Linked DNA regions of Mus musculus: region 1 is linked to region 2. Evidence: chromatin contacts called from ENCODE POLR2A ChIA-PET data. All regions are on one chromosome and are shown on one strand. The core of a region is the stretch at or near the end of the contact, and the rest is flanking DNA. Distances in the headings are between cores, read along the strand shown. Region 1 holds the start of Manf (mesencephalic astrocyte-derived neurotrophic factor). Region 2 holds the start of Parp3 (poly (ADP-ribose) polymerase family, member 3).

Evidence for each region. ChIA-PET counts read pairs that join two places held with the same protein, here RNA polymerase II (POLR2A).
Region 1: POLR2A ChIA-PET joins it to region 2 with 10 read pairs in Patski. The contact joins the promoter of Manf here to the promoter of Parp3 in region 2. POLR2A ChIA-PET finds 5 or more read pairs at or near these places in 2 of 5 experiments (Patski and embryonic stem cell).

The regions. Positions count from the first base shown.
Region 1 is chr9:106,890,179-106,894,135 of GRCm38, reverse strand. It overlaps Manf (mesencephalic astrocyte-derived neurotrophic factor), which reads left to right and starts at 2,198. Exons shown (of 4, transcript NM_029103.4): 1 at 2,198-2,322; 2 at 2,938-3,065; 3 at 3,834-3,957. The coding sequence starts at 2,238. Dock3 (dedicator of cyto-kinesis 3) reads left to right here. Exons shown (of 53, transcript NM_153413.2): 53 at 1-1,311.
Region 2 is chr9:106,474,271-106,478,367 of GRCm38, reverse strand. Parp3 (poly (ADP-ribose) polymerase family, member 3) reads left to right here and starts at 1,419. Exons shown (of 11, transcript NM_145619.3): 1 at 1,419-1,875; 2 at 2,386-2,569; 3 at 3,220-3,345; 4 at 3,500-3,688; 5 at 3,848-3,971; 6 at 4,084-4,097. The coding sequence starts at 2,393. Rrp9 (RRP9, small subunit (SSU) processome component, homolog (yeast)) reads right to left here and starts at 1,059. Exons shown (of 15, transcript NM_145620.4): 1 at 934-1,059; 2 at 615-697. The coding sequence starts at 1,020.

The DNA.
Region 1 (3,957 bases), core at 949-3,448, 410 kb before region 2:
TGTCAGGGCACTGACGTTACTCTTGGTATTATGGTGGGGGTATGGTAATATTTCACCAGGGTGCTTCTAAGTTACTTTTTAAAATAACTTGTCTTGAGGCAATTGTTTTCCTTTTATTTGCTTACATTCCCATCAGTGATGGCCATAAAACTGCCTTCTCCTTGATGAGCAGGTATGTTGCTCCCCTGTTCCCTTAACTAGTTGGCCTTCTGGCCTGCTATGGCCAAGTTCTGGCCCCAGCTGCTTATCCCTTCTCCACAATTCTTTCCAAACAGAAAAACCCATGGTCACAGTGTTTTTCTCTTAGAAACAAGTTTAATAGAACTGTCAGCAAATAACCTATAGGAAAAGAAAGAAGGCCCATTTCCGTTCACAGTATGTTGGGGCCCAGGTACCAACAGTGTAGGGCTTTCTGATACCCTCAGGATCATTCAGGCAGAGTGGAGACTGTTGAGGATGTAGGTAGGCCAATCCAATAGCCCCAGCACCAAGGGCACACACACCTGTTCCTGAGCCCAGACTCACTGGTAAGCTTGTTTCTGGACCGTCTGGGTTCACAGGTATGAGGGTCAAGTCTAGCTTGGGATGTGATTCTTAGGTAGGGCAGCTTTAGGTTTGTTTCCAGGCACGTCTGAACCTCAGTCCACGGAGGCAGCCAGTCATCACATGCAGACATCTCCTTTCTCCACTTGATGGCACAGGAGGTAGGGAGGGGAATGTAGGGTTAAGTTCCTTGACCTTGCTTTATGCAAAGTGAAATATATTTGTGTTACTTCTCTCCATTTTCCCCAACTGGATGAAATGGACCTATTCTGAATACTTTTTATTGAAAAACCAGCCAGTGTGAGGGAAATGGGAGGTCAGAGATCAGAATCCTTTGAAAAGATTGTGAAATACTGATTTTCATTGTTTAAAGCGTATTTGTAAATACCTATTTGAATGCTGTGTATTTGTACAGGAATTTGAGCAAAAAAATGTATAGAGTATGTCTAATTGGTAATAAGCCCTATAAATGTGTTTTTAACCTCTGGCATTCTGTGCTTATTTAAAACAAGAAAACTTCTAACCATTTCTTTTGTGTATTCATGTCTAAAGAAAAACTGACTTAAAATTATCTTACCTGTACCAGAAAAGTTAAAGAAAAAAATTTGTGCCAGTGTCCCAAGAGGCATTTTACTGTATATATTGTGGTAGCATGTTATAAATCCAACAAAAAATGTGACTTTTAGATGTAAATATCTGGCAACTGACTCCCCCACCTCCATCCCTTGACTGCTGTGATGTGAATTAAAGATGAATACCTGATATTGATCCACTGATTTCACTGAATGGGAGCATAAGTGCCCCTCTCAAACCCTTGTCGCCGGGCTCCAAGCCCTTTTAGCTCCAGATACTTTTCTGCACTTAGTCGGCCGCTCTCCATATTCCGCCTTCCAGGGCGAGTGGCCAAAGCCCTTGCACTTAGCATTAGGGCAGTCCAGGCGGTAATGTCTCCAGTTCCCATCCTCGTGTCTCCAAGAGTGGAGAACAAAACCTCCCAAGATCCCATGGCCTCCATTTGGAAGGTAGACCAACGCCTCTGCTCGCAGCCTTGCCGCGAGGTCCTCAGAGGCCCAGGACGGGAAACGACTAGGCAGGCCGAGACCTTTCGTTTAAGAGGTTCTGCCGTCTGACCCAGGTTAAAGCGGGGTCTGAGCAAGCCGGCGAATCAAAGTGGACGTTCCCCTTGATTGGCTCGGCAATCCACGTGGTAGTTCAAAACAAGGAACCGCTTCTGATCCATGCTCCCGCCGCCCATCCTACTGGCTATAGGGTGGCGCCAGAAATGCTGCTCTACGAGTCCGGGCGTCGGGAGGAGTGGGTGTGGAACCAAGACTCGGCATTCGGGTCGAGTCAATAGATTGAGAGGGTTCCGGGTAAGCAGCCAAAGCAGCTGCCCTAACCCAACATGGCGACCCGTGCACCTTCCCTCCGCACCCCTATGGACCGCCCAGGCTCAATCAGCAACCGACAACTGTCTAGGTCCCAGACAGCAGCAGCCAATGAGGGAGGGTAGCGTGGAGCCGCCGGTCTGGGCTCCTGGGCACGTGGACCAATGAGGATGCAGCATATGGGTGGGCGCGGGGATCGCACACCAATGGGAAGCTCAGGTTTCTGTTCCAGCCCACTAGGCGGAACACCGCGCCGGGTGCGGTTCATTCGCGCGGCGGCGGCGGTGGTGGAGACGGCTGAGGAGGATGTGGGCTACGCGCGGGCTGGCGGTAGCGCTGGCCCTGAGCGTGCTGCCTGACAGCCGGGCGCTGCGGCCAGGAGACTGTGAAGGTGCGGGGGACCGGATGGGGGCGGCCTGGCGGCGCTAAACCCAAGGAAAGCGAAAGGGTGGGAGCGACGGCCCGTCCCGGGGCTCCGCTGGAGAAAGGGCCTCACTTATTTCCCGGGCCTAGAGACGTTGACCCATTTAAGGGAACGCGTCGGTTCAGTAGCGTTAATAACTTGGCCGGAAGCCCACATCCCGGGAGTTTTTGTCTTCCCATCACTTTAGCGATTACAGGAAGGCATCCTGTGGGCCGCAACCGTCTCGGGGTTACTAAGCTGCACTTGGGGGTTCGATGTATTTGGAATGAGGAGCATTTTGATCATTTGCTTCAGCCTTCAATCTGTCCCTTATGAGGTCACAATGAGTTCCCTCAAGGACACGTGTCCACTCTAGACTTAAACTTGAAAAGAGCAGAGAGGGTTGTGTGTGGGTCACTTGGGTAATGTTCATTCCCAGCATGCAACTGGGTACAAGGACCCCAGCAACCTAAGGGCTCTGTGCACTTCTGAGTACCCGAGTTAAAAAAAAAAATTAATCCCTTCTAGCAAAACTGCTGACAGAGTTTTTTCCAGGGGAAATGGAGACTAATAATTACTTACCATCTCCTCCCTCTTTTCCAGTTTGTATTTCTTATCTGGGACGATTTTACCAGGACCTCAAAGACAGAGATGTCACATTTTCACCAGCCACTATTGAAGAAGAACTTATAAAGTTTTGCCGTGAAGCAAGAGGCAAAGAGAATCGGTTGGTAAGTAGCTGGTGACCCACCCAGCCTGTCCCTGGCTCTTGGGCACTGTCCACTTTGTGATGGGACTTGTATATATACTAATGTGAGGTTTAAGTGTTTTTATCCTCTATTTATTAAACATTGCTATAAGCTGAATATTGGTAAGACCAGGAGAGAAAATGACAGGCAACTGCAAGGCAGTGATGCCAGATGCCATGAAGGAAATAAGCTAGGAGAGTTGGTGGGTGGGAGCTGAGAGAGAAAGTAGTGGGTATCTACCTCTGAGGACAGGGAGTCAGTGAGGTGGAGTGAGCACAACTCAGGCAATGGGAGTGCCCAAAGACCAGAATGAATTTGGTGTGATTGGAACCAGAAGTAGTTGGCTAGGTGCCCCGAGATGGCCAGGGCCAAGTCAAGGTCAAGGACCCTGGCGGAGCATCAGCCTCTTGTAGCTTTAATTTCCATGGTAGTCTCTCATCGGAACTCTAACTCTGCAGCTGAGCATATATCAAGTGCCTCGGGCCTGGGACAGCTAGATCTGGGCAGACTAACAAACCGAAGCCTTGGCAAAGAGAGGTTTTCAAGGTGACCTAACAGTTGTCTGGAACTGGAGAGTTGGTTATGAATGTGTGCTGCTCTTGTGGAGGACCTGAGTTCAATTCCAGCATCCACAGCACCCTGCACTGCAGCTCCAGGGAACCTGATGCCTTCTGGCCTCTGACACATGCTCTCATGCATGCAGATTTTTTTCAAGGCTTTCATTTTGTTTTGTTTTGGTTTTTGCTGCAGTGCTACTACATTGGAGCCACAGATGATGCTGCCACCAAGATCATCAATGAGGTGTCGAAGCCCCTGGCCCACCATATCCCTGTGGAAAAGATCTGTGAGAAGCTGAAGAAGAAAGACAGCCAGA
Region 2 (4,097 bases), core at 170-2,669:
AACCTCTTCCCTACCGCTCCAGGACACTCCTCGTCTCTCCAGGCTCAACTTTTTAAAAGGCTTCTTCTGTTCTCACAACACATGTCTCCAAGATACACACCTGCAGACACTGACACGGCCTCTCTCCACTTGCCTGCTCACCCGTGTTCGCAACAGTGAAACAAGACCCTAATGTTAGGAAGGCTACATATGTGACAGTACAAAGCTGAAGCCTAGGATCATTCGAACCCAGGAGATCAAGGCCACCTTGGGCAAAACAACAGAGACCTCATCTCAAAAAGGTGCCCAAGGACACCAGTCGTTGTGGTACTGTGTGAAGATGGAATTAAGAACAGGAGGATGTGTTCTGTACCGTTCTCTCCTTGCCTCTCAATCAATCCAGACCTGTGCCTGCCTCCATGTCATAAAGCGAAAAAAGGTCCCAAGCTCTCCCTCCCACAGGAGCCCAGCGTCTTCCCCATAGACACATCAGAGATAAACGACGATATCTCACTGCCGGAAACTGGAGGGTAGACCCAGGATCTCGAGCCAAACACCCAGCTCTGTTGCCAGTCGCACTGAGTCTTCTAGTCACCACGAGCCTCCGTTTATCCTTCCTCCCGGTAAAAACTCACCTCTCGCTCTCAGAATCGCTGGAAATCTCTTCATTCATTTTGCCGCCACCCTTGGACTTGCCCCTGTCCGCAGCAGAGTCTACCTGGAAATCAAACGATCCTCTCTTGGTCACGAGGCCCAGGACTGAGAGAGGCAAGTAGCACCTGGCCCTGGCCAAGTAGAAGGTTTCCCAGGATTTGGTGGATAGAAGAAAAGAGATGTAGGCTTCCTTCTGACGGAGCCCTTGGCAAAGATACTTGCCCCGATGGGGGCCCTGGGATGGAACGATGGCTCTCCCAGGAGCTAGATCGGTCGCGCCCAAGAGTACACCATGCTCACCTTTCGCCGCCGCTTGCCGGCCACCGGAGCCGCCCCGGGCCCGGGAGCTGGCTTTGCCCGCTTACGAGTTGCCACGGCGGTCGACATACTGTTCAAGGTGCCGCTACCCCGAAGAACTCACATGGCTGCTAAACCCCAGCCGCATGGCAAGACCCGGAGCCCTGATAGGTTCCCACGGCGCAGCGGGCCCCACCTTCCGCAGCTCCATTGGGCCCTTGAGAAGATCCTGCCACGCCCCCAAACGTCTATTGGACCGACGCAGCTGGACACGCCTTCAAGAGCTCCTATAGGCTCCGGCGCCAGCCTGGAGTAGGAAGCAAGTCTCTCTTGCGATTTCCGGCCTGGGCCTGTGGCGCTTGCGCTCTGCTAACGCCTGACTAGCAGGGAGGGGTGGGGCCAGGAGGGCATGCGGTGCTTGCGTCTTATGGCCACAAGGTGGAGCCAGAGGTGCGGGGTTCTGTGATTTTTCCGCTGGAACAGCGATTGAAGCTAATACAACCAGACTCTAAAACTTAAGGAATGGAATTCAGGCAGCTCTGGAGAGGAGACAGCATCCGAACCCAGAGCCAAAATCACCGGGCAAATAATGGATATATGCTGTATGTGCCTAGTCAAAGCTGCATGAGGGGCCAGTCAGTCCGAGCGGCTTTGGATACGTCTACATTACTGTCATTTCATCTCTGGGACTGGCCACCAACCTCAGCCTACCCAGCCTCTGACTCACCCCACTAGCGGCCAAAAGCTGGAATTCTACACCACCCCCAAGCTCTTTCCCCTCCTCACGTGATTGCTGGGAAATCCCTACCAAAAACTAGCTGAAGGCTCACGAAGGGTCGCTAGATGGGATCCCAGACTTGGAACTTGTTTCTTAGGAGGCACATTCAGCATTCCTGATACCGGGCTGGATAACAGCCACCTCTTCCAGGGTCCTGTTTCATTTGGGTGAGTGTCCTTTGGCCCTGCCCTAGAGTCCTCTGCAGGGCAGGGAAGGGTGAGGTTAAAGTGGCTCTTGCTCTCTCTGGCACTTGAAAGCCTGAAACTTTGGCTGGCACCCCAGAACTCAGGACTGTTAGCAAAAGGCTACACCACTTGGTCCTAAGCTCTAGAGAGGTAGATCCAGCTGCAGAAGGGCAACTTATAGGGTCCTTCCCCTGTAGCTCAGATGATTCAGCCCAGCAACCTAGCCAGATGACTGACAGGAGGAGGAAATGTTCTAGAAGGGGAAGGGCCCCAGCGTGGGTGGGGTGAGCCGGCTTTCACTTTTTCTGCTGCCTCGGGGAACACCTCGAGCCAACTGCTTCCTAACTCCAGGGTGGGCAGAACTGACGGGCTCTAAGCTTCTGCATCTCTGAGGTACAAAGTGCAGGTTTGGAGATGGGGATATGTAAACCAAGGAGTAGGAGGCCAGCCTCCTAAAGGGCAAATCTGAACGCTCCCTACCTCTTGCCCCAGGAGAACCATGGCTCCAAAACGAAAGGCCTCTGTGCAGACTGAGGGCTCCAAGAAGCGGCGACAAGGGACAGAGGAGGAGGACAGCTTCCGGTCCACTGCCGAGGCTCTCAGAGCAGCACCTGCTGATAATCGGGTCATCCGTGTGGACCCCTCATGTCCATTCAGCCGGAACCCCGGGATACAGGTGAGCTGAAGCCATGTTCAGACCGCAGCCTTTTTGTTTGTTTGTTTTTGTTTGCTTGTTTTGTTGTGTTGTTGTTTTTCAAGACAGGGTTTCTCTGTATGGCCCTGGCTGTCCTGGAACTCATTTTGTAGACCAGGCTGGCCTCTGGCCTCGAATTCAGAAATCCGCCTGTCTCTGTCTCCCAAGTGCTGGGATTAAAGGCGTGGGCCACCACCGCCTGGCAGACCACAGCCTTCTTTCTCCTCCTTGGGTTCTCTGTTCTAGCCAGGGATTGCGTACCTGTCTTCTGAAGACTGCCAAGGTGGGCTGTTATTCCATTGGGTCAAGGTGTACCATGTCTGACCATCAGACACTAGGGTGCATCACACTCAAGGAAGGGGCCTGACTCAATTTCCCCCGGGACCCTCTTCCGTGTTCCCTCAAACTGAGCCCTCAGGGCAGAGCCAGGTCTTTTTTCAGATTCCCCCACCCAGGAAGCAGCTGCATCCTCTCCAAATTCCCAAGCCCACAGCAGGGCTTCATCACATCCAGTCAGACTGTGACCCTGCCCCCCAAGGGCAGAGACACCCAAGTGCCAAAGACAAGGCCCCCCCCATGATGTTCCCTGGTGTACACACCCAGCCCACGCCCCACGGACTCACCCTACACAGGTCCACGAGGACTATGACTGTACCCTGAACCAGACCAACATCGGCAACAACAACAACAAGTTCTATATTATCCAACTGCTGGAGGAGGGTAGTCGCTTCTTCTGCTGGAATCGCTGGGGCCGCGTGGTGAGCGAGCCATCGCCCGGGCTGCCCTCCCCCATCCCCCCTCCCCCCCTTGGGCATCCAAAGAGCTGGCTTCGTCTGCAGCTGTTTGGAGGGCCCAGCCCAGAGACCAGCAAATCTTGCTGGTGGACACACCCCTGAAAGTTGTCCCTTGCAGGGAGAGGTGGGCCAGAGCAAGATGAACCACTTCACCTGCCTGGAAGATGCAAAGAAGGACTTTAAGAAGAAATTTTGGGAGAAGACTAAAAACAAATGGGAGGAGCGGGACCGTTTTGTGGCCCAGCCCAACAAGTACACACTTATAGAAGTCCAGGGAGAAGCAGAGAGCCAAGAGGCTGTAGTGAAGGTGATGGGGCAGCAGGGGGCAGCAGGGGGTAGAGGGGAGGGACTGCCTGCCAGCCCATCCTCCAGTCCCATCCTCCCTCTCTGGTCTCAGCCGAGGCCCTGCTCCCTGTGTGGGCATTCTGCCTAATGGCTGCTGCCCGAGCAGGCCTTATCTCCCCAGGTGTACAGCGGCCCTGTGAGGACCGTGGTCAAGCCCTGCTCCCTAGACCCTGCCACCCAGAACCTTATCACCAACATCTTCAGCAAAGAGATGTTCAAGAATGCAATGACCCTCATGAACCTGGGTGAGGAGGAGCTCTCTGCAGGGTGGCAGCTACCCCTGACCCCCACCCCCACCCCCACCCCCACCCCTGATCTCAGGGGCTACAGGGCTCAGCTCGTCCCTTCATCCCCCAGATGTGAAGAAGATG